2 separate regions of the Homo sapiens genome follow, and region 2 is linked to region 1. Evidence: chromatin loops called from intact Hi-C (ENCODE). Cell type or tissue: IMR-90. All regions are shown on one strand. Each heading gives the region's core, and the rest is flanking DNA. Links, peaks and the distances in the headings are about the cores only. Region 1 has its middle 170 kb from the start of LINC01911. Region 2 overlaps LOC107985824 (a long non-coding RNA gene).

Region 1 (8,727 bases), core at 495-8,494:
GGTATATGGTATCAGAGACCTGAGTGTGCTCCAATTTGTCATGGTTCTGATTAAGTGGATACATAACAGATGGTGTCTTGTTTTAGATGGAGATGAGTAGGTGAGAAATTGTCTGGCTATGTTGAATTCTTTTAATTAAAAAAAGAATGGGAAAAATAATCTGCAGCTGGTATGTCGTTTTTACCTCATAAGCACAGTTTTCTTTCCATTCAGTCATAAAAGGCAAGAAGAGAAAACGCAAACTCTCTCAATTTGGGACAAACCTAAGAAAGTCATTTCCTCTGTGGTATGAATATTGGATTAGCAAATGATTTCTTTAAAAAACAAAAAACAGTCAAGTGCATTTATTTTTCCTTTGAAATGGACAGCAACAGAATAAGGGAATTATTTATGAAACAGTTACAGGTCCCCACACCAGCATTATCATCATCACATGGGAATGTTTTGTAGACAAAGTCAGGCTCTACACTAGACCTACTGAATTAAGAAATCTAGGTTGAAGAGTCAGGTAGGGCCCAGAAACATGTATTGTAACAAGTCTGCTAAGTGATTCTGATGTGCATTAAAATTTAAGAACCACTGTTTTAGAATATTGAAAACTCACTGTACTGATAAGAAAGCTGTTAATTTTTAAAAGACTTTCAGCATCAATCCCCATATTGACATATATATATATATATTTTTTTTTTAGTATTTATCAAACGCTTATACACCATGAGGAAACTGAAGCATAGACAGGCTAAGTAACTAACCTGAGTAATACAACTAATAAGTGGCAGAGTTAGGATTTTGACCCAGGAAGTCAGGCTCTTGAGTGCAGGCTGCTCAGTTTTCCCATGTGCTCTTCAGGAAGCCGGCTTCATCTCCAGACCTAGAGGTACTGTGTATGGCTTAGATACCACACAGTCCATGTCACTCAAAAGTTTCAACATCTCCTGTCAACACCTGGTATCCTTTTTTCCTCAAACTCTGTAAATTCTACATTTAGTTACTTTATTACTTCATTCTCTTCTATTAAAACGTAAGTTCCATGCAAAAAGACATTTAAATTCTTTTCTTACTATGGAAATATTCAAACATATGTGAAAGTAGATAAACAGTATAATTAATCCAATTTATCTGTTACTACTTTCAAAAATACCAATATATGGTCATTCTTGTTTCGTCTCTATTTCTACCCACTCCCCATACCCTGGACTATTTTAAAGCAAATCCTGAACATCAATCATATCATTTCTTCTGTAAACATTTCAGAATAAACACCTAAGAGATAAGAGCTCTTAAAAATGTAACTTTAATATCATAGCTTTAAAAAACACTTATAATTTCTTAAAGTCTTCAATGCCCAAGCAATATTTAGATTTTTCTGATTTTCTTAAAAGTTGCTTTAAAATATATTTGTTTAAATCAAGATCCAAATAATGTCCATATATTGTGATTGGTTGGCAAGACTCTTTAAGTGGCACTAGGTCTATAGGTTTCCCCATCATCATTCTGTACATATTTCTCCAGCTTTTTTTCTTGAAGTATTTTGTTGTTATTATTATTGATAAAATCAGGTAATTTTGTCATGTTAAGTAGAGGTTAGCAAACTTTTTCTATACAGGGCCAGATAGTAAATATATTATGTTTTGAGAGTCATATGAGCTCTGTTTCAACTATTGAACTTTGCTGTTCAATCATAAAACAGCATAAACAATATGTAAACAAATGAGCAAGGCTGTATTGCAATAAAACAGCATTAACAAAAATAGGTGAGGAACCGAATCTGGCCCACAGGTCATAGTTGCTGATCCTTCCTATGGAATGCCACAGTCAGATTTCATTAATTATCCACCTATGGAATCCTTTATCAGGTCTTCTGTTCCTTCTAGTTTCTGTAAATTGGTAGTTAAATCTAAAGGCTTCATTAGATGTAGGTTTGATTTTGTTTTCTTGTTCGTATATTTTTATTTTATGAGACAACTTACATACATACATGTATACATATATACATATTTTGTATACATAAAATATGTATATTATTACATATTTTACATATGTATATACATTTACATATGTATGTATAAGTATGTATATTACATACTTATACATACATACTTATAAATATATAAGTATAATACATACATACTTATAAATATATAAGTATAATACATACATACTTATACATATATAAGTATAATACATACATACTTATACATATATAAGTATAATACATACATACTTATACATATATAAGTATAATACATACATACTTATACATATAAGTATAATACATACATACTTATACATATATAAGTATAATACATACATACTTATACATATATAAGTATAATACATACTTATTACATATGTATATAAGTATATTACATACTTATATACATACACGTATACATATATACATATTTTGTATACATAAAATATGTATATATGTATACGTGTATGTATATAAGTTGTCTCATGAAATAAAAATATATGAAAAAATGTGTGTGTATTTTATATATATATAAATATATAAAATTTTCATTGGGGGTTATTACAGCAAACAAAACAAAATAAAAGGAAACAAAGAAGCAGTGCATATTCATCATAGGGTACTTCTGTCACATTTTGAGATGTATTTATTCATTAATATTATTCATTATTCATTAATGATCATTGCCCAGATCTATTAATAATATCTCAAGAGCTAGAAGATAGTAATATTCTTATTTCATTATTACTTCTTTATTTATTAGATAGAACAGTGTTACAAAGAGAAATTATCTTTGGTCACCCTGCGGTACAGTTCATACAGGAAAGACAGAATAATTGCTTGATGATTTAGCTTATCATAATGAATTTGTTCTCTAGCATCCTTAAAAGATATCTAAACTTTTAAAGGATCAGTATAAACCTATGATATAAAGTATTTGAAGTTTTTCAATCAATTGTCCTTGTTATTCATATGGCACACACATTTTTTCCATCTTTGTTCAGTAGAAGTTTTTCCAAATTGTGTCTTATTCTTTTTGGCACAATCCTACTAGTCTTTGAAAGCATCCCTATTTTAAATTATGGCAAGATGTTTCAGATTTATCTTATAAATTATCTGCCCCAGATGCTGAATTATCCATTTCTCCAATGAGTCCTGGTTCCTTTTACTGACAAAAGGCATTTAGAGACCATAATCTGAGCATTAGGGTTGTACTTGCTAATGGGTTAGTCATTGTTTCTAGGGCTATTCATTGAACAGAATTGGAAATTATTTTCTTAAGGATACCTATATAACAAATTCATACAGAAGCCTCAAAAATTTTTGGCCAGGTAGAGTGGCTCAGGCCTGTAATTTCAGAACTTTGGGAGGCTGAAGTGGGAAGGTTGCTTGAGTCCAGGGGTTTGAGACAAACCTGGGCAACACAGTCTACAAAAAACAAAAAAAAATTAGCCTTATCAACCTTCAATCTGTATCTTCTTCCAATCATGCCAAAAATCTGAGTTCTCAAGGACATGGACATAATTACTCATTTGATTTATTAAATATCTCACAGTATAGACCTAACAGACTCAGAGTAACAATATTACTTTCAAAAGTATTATAACTTAAAATCATTTAATATTATTTTTAAGTTCTTTTTGTCATTTTGTTATTTTTGTCCGAGGGATATACAATCAAATTCCTGAATTTTAAAATCACCTGGAGTAGTTCCTTCCTATGTGACTATTCTGTTTCTGTGCTGTCTAGTATGGTAGCCATTAGCCACATATGGCTAGTAAAAATATAATTTAAATGACTTAACTATAACTTAAAATTAAGTTTCTCAGCATACCAGCTGCATTGTAAGTGTCCACTAGCCATATGTAGCTAGAGGCTACTATTAAATGGTGGAGATACAGAACATTTTCACCATCACATAAAGTTCTATTGGGTACATCGTTAAGTTTATTTTCTTTCCTTTTAAAACATTTTTAGAAATTCTTTTTGTATGTATTTTATTCTGTTTTGTTATTAGGTGAAAACCTACATAATTCCAAAGACAAATCAAGAAACAATATATACTCAAAGAAGTCTAGTTTCTATTACTGTTCCCTCTACCCTGTTCTCTCCTTCCCACGATAGATCAAGTTTTAATATTTCTGTGCTTTATCTTTCTATTGGTTTCATTCTTAATGTGAACAAATATATATATATACTTACATACATATATATAATTCCCAATTTTCTTAGATAAAGGGCAGCATACTATTTATTATTTAATTGAATAGTATTTTTCTATTACTTGCAAAGAAAAAAATGCAGTATAATATAACCACTAATTCTTTAGAAATAAATCTGTGCTGACTCACCATTAAAGCCTTTTTAAAAAATGAACTTGGAGATGTGGAGAAATCAACGAGAGACTAAATCCCAGGGAAACTTAAAGTTTTGGACAGTTATTAACACAGTAACTTAAAGCCCAAGTTCATGATCAAAAGTAAACTCTGAAATCCCAAGTGGTGAGTGAAGGGTGCCATATGTGTTGGAACACAAGAATGACCAGATCAGCCCAAGAGGATGCCAGAGAGTGATACTGACTTGCTCTCCAATAAGAAAATTTCAAATCCATCTGAGTTCGTTGCCAACAAATGCAATTTTTTTGAAAGGGTGGAACATGTTCATATTTCCTTAGTTTTTGTCAACAACTTAACAGCTGTGTTCCAAATGGACTGAAGTTGAGCCAAAATATTGTCTGGCAGCCCTGAAAACAAAATCTGACAATAATTGATTTTCAGAGCATTCACAGTATGAATCCCAACATTCCACAGTCTGGGGTTGTTGGGGAGATAAGGGGGTGGTGAGCATAGGTCTTTATTCTCTTAATTCTAGATAATACATGACCAAAGAAAATCTAAACAAGAGATTAGCCCAATCATTGTGTTCTATTTCTTAAGATAGAGTGAATTATCTATGAGATATGTAAAAAACAATATCTTTTTCTGCCTCAATGCTTCATACTAATCTAGAAGGAGCTTTGGTTACCATTATGCTACTTTAATGACCCAAAATAGTGTGCATGTAAGCATCATATCCCCCATTTGAAAATAAGAGAAACGTCAAGTATTACATGCAATGCTGAGGAATATATGGAAGGCAACTCTCACAAGTTCTCAGAAACCTGTGATTCTTACAAGAAGAAATAAACGAAATATAAAGTACTGAACATATTTCCCTTTGAGACATTCTCCAAAGCTAGCGAAAGGCATTGCAGAAATGTAAAGTATTCCTTGATATTGTTTAGCAATTCCATCTGTGGGGGAGGGAAAATGCAGCTAAGATCAACCTTGGGACACCCCCCTAAACAATATCAATGCCTGCTTTTCATCCTATATTTTGTTTGAGATCAAGTCATCTGACAGTACGCTCGAATTTTCACCTGAAATATTTACTCAGTTTTTAATGAAAATAAAAATAAAAAACTTTTCTCTATTAAAGAGAAAAGATCTTATATCCTCAGTAAACAACCTGGGACAAATTAATATATCATTGTCACCTCTGGTTTTTAAAATTTGTAGTTTTCCTCAGCTTTTCCAAGCTAGCCATATGTAGATATTTTCACTCAGCCTGACCATATTCACTAACCATATATGTCTACTTTTTGGAAAATATTCCCTATATAAATGTGAATGAAATTATAAATTTGAATCCCACATACTCATTTTTTGAACTCTATTTACTCACTAGCCAATATTCACTTAATTTGGAAACCTGTATGGTGAATCTCCTATTCATACCTTTGATGCTCATCTGGGTCAACCAATGAAAAAGGAGAAAAATGAATTATGCTTTTTAAAATCATTAATAAGGTATAAATCTCTAATAAAAATGCATGAATCACAAATGTGCTGTCACAGAGAAAAATAATAAGCCGAAGAAACCTCAACGTCCTCTGGTTCAATCCTTTTTCTTAGTAGAAGGAACTGAGGCTCCAAGAGTTTATGAGTGTGTTTATCTTGCCATACTTTTCTAGCGCATCAGGAGCAAAATTAAGCTAGATGGGGCTCCTGCCTACCTGTCCAGAACTATTTTCTCATAGCATCAGGTTGTGTATTATCATGTATGAAAAGGTACCAGGATTATTCTTGTTCAAAATAAACACTACCAGTGATCATCAGAATGAGTGTGTTCCCTGCCAGGATCACATCGTTTTTCTGACTCACATTTCCTGACTTGGAGAGCACCTGCCCTCACTGCTGGCACCTCACAAATCTGGGATGATTTAGCTGACCTGGGCTGGAGGTGGTTGGTTTCCAGAACTTTGGCTCCAAGAACCCAGTGATGGGCTCTGATCTTGGGGCATATTTGCTCTGCTTGCTGCAGCCAAAAATGTGCTTGTGTCCGGTCAGCATTCTTGAAAGGTTTGCCTTTGAGTCACCCTTTTCCTATGGACCTTTTGTTCATACACTGCACTTTTAATCATTATTTAACATTTATTTAATACCTTCAATATTTCATCTCACCACATACCACTAAGATATTCTACAGAACAATGATTTTACTTAGATGCTTAGAAACAACAGTAATAAACACAGTAGGAATTACAATAATTTGAGTACTTATTATATATTAGGCAACTTACACACCTTTTGTCACTTAATCTTGAGAACTTTCCTTTAACACACACTGTGAGACGGGTATTATTAAATTGATGCTACAGATGAAGAAACTGTTTCAGAGAGCTTAAGTAAATTGTCTAAGGTAAATGGAAGAAGCAGGGCTGTCTAACCCCTAAGGTTCTGTTTCTGATTACCATTGTCTTGAAATTAAGAAGTACCACCTTGACCATTTCATGGCCTACAGCTGGATCACAGTTTATTAGCGGACAGTTGGGAAATCAAGACTGTGTTGGAACATATTCAATAAGGGGAAAAAAAATCAGTCATTACTTCAATAATTACACTTCACCCTTTTAAGGAACCCCTCCCTCTCAGGATAAGTTAAGGTCTTTTAGTTATTCTTGAACCCTTTATCAATCATACTGCACATACTCCTACTCCCTCCTCCTAAATCCTCCTTCTTCAATACTCCAAAACATTTTTCTCTTCTAATAGCAGCTCTTTCAAGCTGGTCTTCACCAAACAAACTTACCCCAGTCCCTTTAACGTTTTTAATGATTTGTTTTCCTCAAGTTCACTTGTTTTTTTGTTTTTGTTTTTGTTTTTTTTGAGACAGAGTCTCCCTCTGGTGCCTAGGCTGGAATGTAGTGGCACAATCTCAACTCACTGCAACCTCCGGCTCCTGGGTTCAAGCAATTCTTCTGCCTCGGCCTCCTGAGTAGCTGGGATTTACAGGTGCACACCACCATGCCCGAATAATTTTTGTATTTTTAATAGAGATGGGTTTCACCACATTGGCCAGGCTGGTCTCAAACTCCTGATCTGCCTGCCTCGGCCTCCCGAAGTGCTGGGATTACAGGTGTGAGCCACCTCGCCCAGCCAAATTTGCTTCTTTTTAAGATCATCTTCTAAAACTATATATCTAAGTTGTTGGCCACTATTGACAGAAACCTTCAGATTTTTTTTTTAGTAAAAATAAAAGAATAATTTTTATAAAGTAGTTAATAGTTTTATTGGAGTAAAAGATTGTAAACCAGCATCTTGTTGATCCATATTATTCAGACATTTCCTTTTTTTCTAGCTCATCTTTCCACTGCCTTTTTTTACCCCAAAAGGAGACAAAAGCTCAAATGTTTCACAGCTCATTAAGAAATTGAACAAAAGATGAGAAATGCCTCCTGGAAAATGTAGCTACACTAAAACTGCCATTAAATCTAAATGCACAGCTAGGTGAATGTTCTTTATTCTGTCATTATTTCAGCGTCATGATACTGAATGTGAATGAACTTTGTTCAAACAAACATACCTCAAGGGATTCAAAGAGTATCCCTTATCACATAATCATGCCATTATTATTCATAGCTTTAAAAACATCAAGCTGAAATATATTTCTATCATAAATGTAGTAAGAGCATAGAACTTGATAGATTTGGGAATCAACACAGAACATTCTCTGTTCTTCAGATGCATCTATTGCTCCTAGACTGATAGGAATCAAGCCTATTATAAATATATAGATTCAAAATGACCTCTCTCAAACATAACTTGGGACTCAGACAACTTAGTTGGATGCAATCTGTCCCTGGATCACTTCCATCTTGTCTTCTTCTCAAGGGAGTTGGGCCATAATGTGTAACTATTCTCAGAAATGGGTAATCCTCAACCCCTGGGCATCTCTCATGAATGTTTTTTCCAGCCAAAACTACTTCAGACTTTGTAGCTTTTTTTTGATAGGTCAACTTACCATCTCTATACAAATATTTATGTCACTATTAATATCATGCCTCCGTTCCAAAGCCCTGAAATCTAGAAAATACTACACAAGCACAAGTCCTCGTAACAGCCATGAGTTAGTTACACAGGTAAGAAACAATAGGAAGATAAGGAGATTCCCAGAATCACCCTTAAAAATCAGTAAGCTACAGATTGAATCTCCACACTCTGATTCACAGGCATTTTTTTTCCTCCTCAAAGAAACAACACACACTCTCAGGAAAAAAAGAAATATTGATGAAAAAATTTAAGTTCCAGAAAATGCCAACAGCCTCTTGAATCAAATGATACAAAATTATAAATGCAATTGAGCATGATCTCCAGGTACTGAGCCTATTTGATGCTAAGCGAATGAATGTGATCACACCAGCAGATGTGGTG
Region 2 (8,727 bases), core at 486-8,485, 66 kb before region 1:
GGCTCATCTCTGCCAGGACATTGTTTTGTGGCCCCAAAAGAGTTCCATATGTCCCTCTAGACTCAGAGTACCCTTGATCCAATAAGCCCAGTTGGCTTCGAATTGTTCTTCCTCTTTTTTAGGGTATTAAATACAGACCTTTGAGAAAAGTGGGGACGTAAGCCATAGTGCTCTCCATTTATCACCCTTTATGTCTAAAGTGTCCCCCAACAACCATATATATATATATATATATATATATATATATATATATAGAGAGAGAGAGAGAGAGAGAGAGAGAGAGAAAGAGAGAGAGGACCAGGATGTAATTAGTTCACAAAATTCTTATGAAAACACCTGTATCTAAAAAATATGCTTATTTTCTAAATGCATCTATTAGAAAATGAAAGGAAAATGTCTCCCCCAACCAAGGTGTCTTCAATAAGAATTAGATGGCTTTATTTTTCACATTTTATCTTGAAAAATTCAGAATACTGGAATATTTTGGGAAAAGACAACTCACTAGCAAAGAACCGAAAACCACTGTATTATAAGCAAGATACAAATACATTCATTAGTGCAGTGTGAAGAGAATAAGATGATGGTAAAAAAAAAAAAAAAACCTACTGATATTTGTCTCTTGGCATTTTTAATTTTATTGCATTTAAAAGAATCAGTTAAGAAGGACTAGAAAAGAGAATAGAGATAGTGTAGATTTTATCAAGGTCCTGAAAACACATGCTGGCTGGCTGGCTGAATGGATGGATGGATGGATGGATGGATGGATGGATGGATGGATGGATGGATGTGCAGACTTTTTTTTTTTTTTTTGAGACACAGTTTCACTCTGTTGCCTAAGCTGGAGTGCAGTGGCACAACCTTGTCCCACTGCAACCTCCACCTCCCAGGTTCAAGTGATTCTCCTGCCTCAGCCTCCAGAGAAGCTGGGATTACAGGTGTGCACCACCACACCAGGCTAATTTTTGTATTTTTACTAGAGACAGGGTTTCGCCATGTTGGCCATGTGGGTCTCAAACTCCTGACCTCAGGCAATCCGCCCGCCTTGGCCTCCCAAAGCGTTGAGATTACAGGCGTGAGCCACCGCGCCCGGCTAGACTGTCTATTCTCTGTTTGTGATATTATATAGTATTAGGTAAGCAAGCCTGCTGATGGAATGGGTGTGATGAGGGATTGGATAGAAAGAAAAAAGTCAAAGATAATTTTTAGTTTTTTACTTGAAAAAATTAGTGAATAATAATGGAATATACTAACTTTTAGAAATTGGAGACAATAGAGTTGGAGAGGTAAAAAAAATCAAGGTTTTAGTTTAGCAGAGTTGTGTTTTAAATTTCTTTCAGATATCTACATAGAGCTATCTACTGGTTGTTGAATATATTTGTGAAGTATTAGGCAAAAGTCAAGTTTGTGAATACATACGTGTGAAGCGCTGATCTATAACTAGTATGTAGCATTATTAGATGTATGCAGTTACTTAGGTAAAAAGTGTGGATGAAAAATGGAGATCCCTGGAGCATTTAGCGCAGAGGAGAAAGAACTAAGAAAGTGTGTTGTCACAAGTTCAACAAGGTGTTTCAAAGGGGACAGTGTGGTCAGCTAGATACAAGATTCCTACAGAAAAGTCAAGTGAGATGAGTGCAGCAAAGGAAGGCCCCTCCAGTTTGCTCTGTGAAGCTTTCTGGTGATCTTAATAAAAGCAGTTTCAGTGGAACTCAATAGAAGCATATTCATGATACATTATTTATTTGTATTTATTTATTTTTTCTTTTTTGAGACGGAGTCTTGCTCTGTCACCCAGGCTGGAGTGCAGTGGCACAATCTCCGCTCACTGTAACCTCCGCCTCCCCGGTTCATGCCATTCTCCTGCCTCAGCCTCCTGAGTAGCTGGGACTACAGTTGCCTGCCACCATGCACGGCTCATTTTTTGTATTTTTAGTAGAGACAGGGTTTCACCGTGTTAGCCAGGATGGTCTCGATCTCCTAACCTCGTGATCTGCCCGCCTCAGCCTCCCAAAGTGCTGGGATTACAGGTGTGAGCCACCGTGCCCAGCCATGATACATTATTAAGAAAACCATTTTTATGGTCACTTAGCATGCCATCATGTTCAGTCTATGTTGTACTATAATTTATTTTATTTTATTTATTTCTTTTTGAGATGGAGTCTCGCTCTGTCTCCAGGCTGGAGTGCAGTGGTGCAATCTTGGCTCACTGCAACCTCTGCCTCCTGAGTTCAAGCAATTCTCCTGCCTCAGCCTCCCAAGTAGCTGGGACTACAGGGGCGCATCACCATGCCCAGCTAATTTTTATATTTTTAGTAGAGATGAGGTCTCACCATGTTGGCCAGGATGGTCTTGCTCTCTTGACCTCATGATCCACCTGCCTCAGCCTTCCAAAGTGCTGGGATTACAGGTATGAGCCACCACACCCGGCCTCTATGTTGTACTGTAATTTATTTAAGAAATATTTTATAATATATATTTAGTTTATATCCATTTTTCAGTATTACAAATGACATAATTATGACTCTCCTTGTACATATAGTGTTATATCTTCAATCACTTCCCTAAGACAAAGTCATAGTTGAGGTGTTTTTTTAATTCACAGATAATGTACATGGTAAATATTTTGAATATATACTTCCAATTTCCCCCTCTCTATGCAGTTTAACTTAGAGTATAATTCCTGACCTGGTGATAAAATACAAATAAATGAACTAAAAATGATTTATCTTGTTTAAATTAAAGTAGAGGTCTCCAACACCCAACAACCCAATTCATTCCTCTACACTCATTTTGAAACAATAATTCTTATTTAAAACAGTTATCCTTTTTTATACTAGAACTAACTTTCTTCAGCTTACTTTATGTGTGAGAGAGATTTGGAAAGAAAAAGTCATATAATGCTATAGTTTCTGTTACTTTGAGTCCATATTCTATGCATCTCATACTGAACAAAGGTAAGGTTTGAGTAAAACCTACACATTCTGAATTATTTGAGCTACTAGGTAAATCTACCATTAAAACTAATGAAATAACATTCTGGCTAAAAAAGCACTCAAATCTTAAGAAATAAATTCACCCATGTTATTTTAAAAAGCATATAATAGAATAGAATCAGGGTTTAAAACAATCTATTGTGTTTATTTACATCTCACAGAGCAGTAACAATCAAAGTTAAATTAAAACATCCTCGGTGCTTGGCACATTGCCTGGCACTTCACAGGTGCTTAATAAATATTTGTTGAATGAATTCAGTCAGTTCAGGAAGAAATAACATATCAACATTGCATTATCTCCTGTGGATGAACTGCCTGTTTTGCAAGGTAGTCCAAGAATCAATAGTAATTACTTTAGGATTTTGATGATTTGAAAAATTAACTTTAAAAGTGTGAATTAGGTTGTGTGTTGGCTTCTCTATCTCTAAAGTTCAATACTTTGCTTTCTGAAATGAACCTACAAAAGCATTTTTTTTCTCCAAAGGAGTCAAGTACCCTTTAGACACCAAATTAAACACCTTAGTTTATCTTTAGTGCATGGTAATTGAATAAATGTGCCTTCCCAGTAATACCCACAATTTTATTTCTCCTATTACAAATGTTCATCCAACATGAGCATATTTTAGGCTGGTCAAAATCAACACCTCTATTAAACAGTATTTTCCTCCAGTCAATATTTTTCTCATTCAAACATTTACTTTCAGCAATCCTAAAACTCCAGCGATCTAAATATAGGCAACCTCAACTTGAAAAAATTCACAGCTAAAACTAACATATACTCTCTGCCAATCTGTGCACCAGCTGTGGATTAAAATGTGCTGAAAAGCAGAACATTTTGTCTCTCTTCAATGATCAAATAGTCTCTTGCAGCATATACAACTCTTCATTAAATGGGGGGGGGGTGGTGCTGCAGGAGGGAGAGAAGAATCTGGGTGATTTATTTTGAGGTGTCCGGAAGGTGCTGAAATCCACTTAACTTACAGTTGTCACCTGGTTCTTTAAACAAAAAGCTATCTGAGTATTAAATAGAAGCAAGGAGAGCAGTGGTAACTGAGTTAGATTCTTGGAAGGAGAGTATCTTCCTGACTTTTCCAAATTACTTTCAGATTTGCTTCCTGTTTACTTTCTGGCAAACATTTAAAAATATCTGCCCAAATAAGGTCGCATTTGCAGAGACTGTAGAAATTCCATGCAACTGCAAGGTTCCGGGAAAAAAATGACAGATTTATTACAGGGGTTAGCATTAGTCAAAGAGCTCGTTTAATTATTTTAAGTCTCTTGCAAAATGTGAGTTCTTTTTTCCATTAATATAGTATTTACCAATATATATTCTTCTAATATTTGTAGCACAAAATTGCTCAAAATTGTTTCTACAATCCCATAGACCACAAATTCTTTACTTATTTACTCATTTTAAATGGCCTCAAAAACTGTACAGGGATTATCCAGCACAGAATGTCTTACTTAAAAAGATTGATGCTAACCTGATCAGCATAATATACGAATTGAAGCATAGCATCACAAGAAAAAAAATCTTAAAATTGTTGACTGTAAAATCATGATGAATATTTTTTTCAGTTTGCACAATTGTCAAATTTTTGTAGAGACTTTTGTCCAATGGCAGAACAATCTGTTTTACTTATTTAGCTCCTCAAAGTTTAAGTTCTGTTGTCTCCTAACCATATGGCAAAACAGAATTGTCACTGTCTAATCATAGCTTGTATTATTTCACGTTAATGAGCAAACCTTAAGTTCTTCACCATAATTTTATAAATACAAAGTGTATGTATGTTAATCAAATTGCCAAATTTAAGATTATTACTCACTGAGAATCAAAATGGAAATCTTACACTAAATTAAAAAAAAGGAAAAATATTTGTATGTCTATGTATATCATTATGATATTTTTATGTAGATATTTTATCTTTAGATATTATCTCAATAAAAATAAAGAAAAACAGGAAATTTGAGTAACATACTTATCTTTAAAATATGCAATTTATAAAGCAGAAATACAAAAAAATCAAAGCAATATAAGTAGCATTTTTCTTATATTTAAGCAGTACTTTATACTTTTAAAACCTCTTTTAACTATTTCATTGTGAACTTTACAATCACTTTTCAAAATACAAAAACACACTGTTATTCTTAATTTTTAGATGAGAAGGCAGATACAGAAATTAAGTGATTTTCCACAATGTCTTACAACTGATCTCATGGTGGAAGTTGTTTTTAAACTTTCTTAAACTTCAAACACACACACACACACACACACACACACACACACACACACACCTCTGAATTACAATCAGATAGCCAAATAAAAAAAATCTCCTACTTGCCATGTGTCTTAAGAGGACAATAAAGCAAAAGTTGATATATGCATTAAAATAAAATGATATAGGCAAACAGTTCAACTAAAGGCAAAGCAGGAAAAAAAGAAAAAAATGCACAAATGATTGGAAGGAAAAAGTGGTTGTCTTTCTCTCTTCTTAATGCAAAAAAAAAAATCTAATCAGAACTCTAAATGTGAATTTCACAAACACAAGGCCACACCAAGGAAATTAAGAGCAGCACAGTATAGGTTAAGGGCCACTTAATGACAAAGCATAATCAGTCCATTTCAATTGACCTTTTAGAAATAATCAGTGTTTTTGTCACAGAGTTTTATAGTATTTTTTTTCAAGCAACTTAACTTCTCTATCCTTGACTAACTTGCAAAAGGATACAGAATTGAATATACAAATATACCATGTTACGGCTACCATTGATGTTCAATTCTTTTGATGGAGAGAGTACATAACAATCATCTTAATGGAACTATATAAAAAAAGATCAGACTATCTTTGAAATCCAACATCAAAAGTTTTCTGAAATAAGTAGTTACAATTTTTTAAATTTAAGTTTTAAATATTAGGTATTGCACAGAAATCAGAGGTAAACATGATTGATTCCAGACAATTTGCTCTGAAAATAAGAATTGGCCAAATGTTAAGCTCAATTAGACAGCTGTCTATATTATCTGGGGTTATGAAAGACCCTTTTGCTCTTACACTTTTTATCTTACAGCACCTCATGGTGTCTTAAATTCCCACTAGACTTAAGATTCTGAAGGTCACTGAACAAATGTCAATGTTATCAGCACACATTTTAACACATCTCACACATCTAGTCGTTATCAGCTATCAACACCTCAACTTGGATTCATGTAAAAAAAAGAGCCTAATCAGTTACCTGGCAAAGAATAAAATAAAGAACTTGTATATTATGATTGAAGGGAAAATGTGACAAATAGGCTTTCTTGTGAGGTAGAAAGGGTAGATATAATTGGGAAAATAAGAGTGAAGGACAACCAGAGGCCGACAATGGGAAGAATTAGATATGGGTTACTCTGTCTTTGTCTTTTCCAGCTCCACAAAAAACTTCAGCTCTAATCTCATCCATAATTCTAAAGCAGCCATTATAATCTTAGAAATAAACCAATACATTCAGTATTTTGTTTCTCACATTTTTACCATATCTCAGCATCTTCTTTATCACACATGTAGAAGTCTGTGGAGTTGTCATTAAGGATGTTAGGTAAAAGATTTCTACTTTAAGATCTCTGATAACTGGTGTATCAGAGATATCTGGTAACATATCAGGATATCTCCAAATGTGATATTTGCCTCAATTTTCCTGCCTGAAATTCTTCTAATGAAGTCCAGGTCTCTATGTCCATCACAACTAAATGTCACATGTTGTGAACAGCAAGAGGTTAGACCTTGTCAAAGCAGGATCTTGACTGAGCAGGGGTTTATTGGAAGATGCCAAGAACCAACCCAGGATGTACTACAGTCTGTAGTTCAGAGAGAGAGCAAAAAAGTTCATCCAGTGGACAAGAAAAAAAGACATAAGAAGAATTACCAGCACGGTCTGATGTATTTTGATTTATCTTGCCTAGTAGAGTCTTCCTCTGTTTTTTTTTTCTAATATTTGCTTTTTCTATTCTGTAAGTAATTCACGTTAACAAGAGAAGACTTGGAAAACATGCAGATGAAACCATATACCACCTGAGATTTAACCACCTGGAGATAATCACTAATAACATTTTCATATATTTCCTCCCAATCTGTTTTTTTTCTCTGCATATATAGTTGTAGATAAAAATATAGAGGGATGTTTTGCCTCAAAAGGTACATATGCTTGTATAAGCCTTATATCATTCAGTGAATTCTTGCGAATATTTTTCTAGTCCCTCAAATTCTATAACATGATTTAAAGGCTACAAAGTTAAGTCTAGTGTATGATATGCCATCTAAGGGTGCTATTGACCCATAGGAACTCAAAGGCAAACTGATGTTGTCTATTTCTTACCTGTCTTCTCCTTTGAACACTGGAACACTCTTGGCTCTTTGCTGGGTTGAGCCACCACGATGACACCACTGTGTATCTTACTTTGGGTGTCATGCATCCTACACCTCCTTCAGACCTATGAAATTGCACCTACTGGAAAAAAAAAAACATTTGCTGAAATTGTCCACATCTTTGCACTGCCTCTTAGACTGTCTGGCCATCTGTGTCAGAGCATCAACTTCCACAGCCCCATTTCTTCAATCCCATCTAATCCTGCTTTCCTCCCTGCATGTATTTGTGGGTAAGAGATACCATATCTTATTTCTAAGCCTGTTTCTAGAATTAAAACTGTACAGAGGAAATATTAATGAAAATGCATTTATACATGTTATTATCTTGCCTGGCTATCCCTGAACAGGTATGTAGATTTTAGTATGGCAGTTCCTGAACTCAATCTCCACACATAGGTAGGGGATCTTCTTTGGACTTTTGTCATATTTATTCAACAAGTATTTATTGGGCACTTACTATGTGTCAATCACTATTTCATTTGCCTGGTCTTTAAAGACTACATTCCAGGGAAAAAATAAGGAAAACAGACAAATATAATAAATACAAATATAAAAAATGTGATTGAGGAATCAAACAGTTCGCTGGCTTAAAGAATACTTAGGGGACCAACTTTAAAGAGATCAGGAAACACTACCCTGAGGAAATCTCCAGCCCATTGTGGAGACTCGCTTTCCCCAGGATCCCAAAGAATTAAATTCACCTTCTTACCATTTTCAAAAGCACCTAGTATGTTGCAGGCTAGGATCCTTAGAATCTTGCCATTCCTGTCTCACATGTCCTTCATCCCCACCAACGTCCAGTCAATGCAACTTCTCATTAAAATATGTCTATTTCTACCTCACCTGAAGCACTTAAATACCCGCAGTGAACGAGTTAAACGATTAAAAATGCATTTTTCTTCCCAGCCTGCAGCAGTTCAACACATGAATTATGTCTTTGATTCTGGCAACTCTTCTGCAACTAAAAAGATGTTTGAAAAAGGAAAACAGGAAATGCCACAGAGAAATGTGTCTCTTTGTTTTTTTGGAGAAAAACCTTCCCATTAGTGGCGTCCAGCAGAACAAAGTGAAATATGCTAGAGTTTAAGAGTTAGCCAAACCTTGGAATTGGATTCTAGTTCTGCATCTTGCTTACTGTGGTGAGCTCAGTAAATTACTGAATCACATTAAACCTCAATTTCCTCCTCTATAAAATGAGAATACAATACTCTATGTAATGTAATTCTAAGAATTAGAAATAATATATGTAAAGCACTTAGCACAGCACCCTCTCACATATCTCTGGATAAATAGCTATTGTTATCATTTCTTAATGACCTCATGATTAA

Evidence for each region. Peaks named below come from ENCODE experiments on the same cell type or tissue, not always from the same donor. Only the 100,000 strongest peaks of a DNase experiment are listed, where the experiment ranks them.
Region 2: it touches region 1 in a loop (5-fold over the local background); 1 of 110 quality-filtered maps calls a loop at or near these places.

Annotation. Positions count from the first base shown.
Region 1 is chr2:147,002,461-147,011,187 of GRCh38, forward strand. No RefSeq gene overlaps it. Among named protein-coding and RNA genes, the nearest start is that of LINC01911, 170 kb to the left of the region's middle. In IMR-90, for the core only: no CTCF peak of the experiment used is centred there; no DNase peak of the experiment used is centred there; H3K27ac peaks cover 524 bases.
Region 2 is chr2:146,936,351-146,945,077 of GRCh38, forward strand. It overlaps LOC107985824 (a long non-coding RNA gene), which reads right to left. Exons shown (of 3, transcript XR_001739217.2): 2 at 7,350-7,481. Among named protein-coding and RNA genes, the nearest start is that of LINC01911, 100 kb to the left of the region's middle. In IMR-90, for the core only: no CTCF peak of the experiment used is centred there; no DNase peak of the experiment used is centred there; H3K27ac peaks cover 576 bases.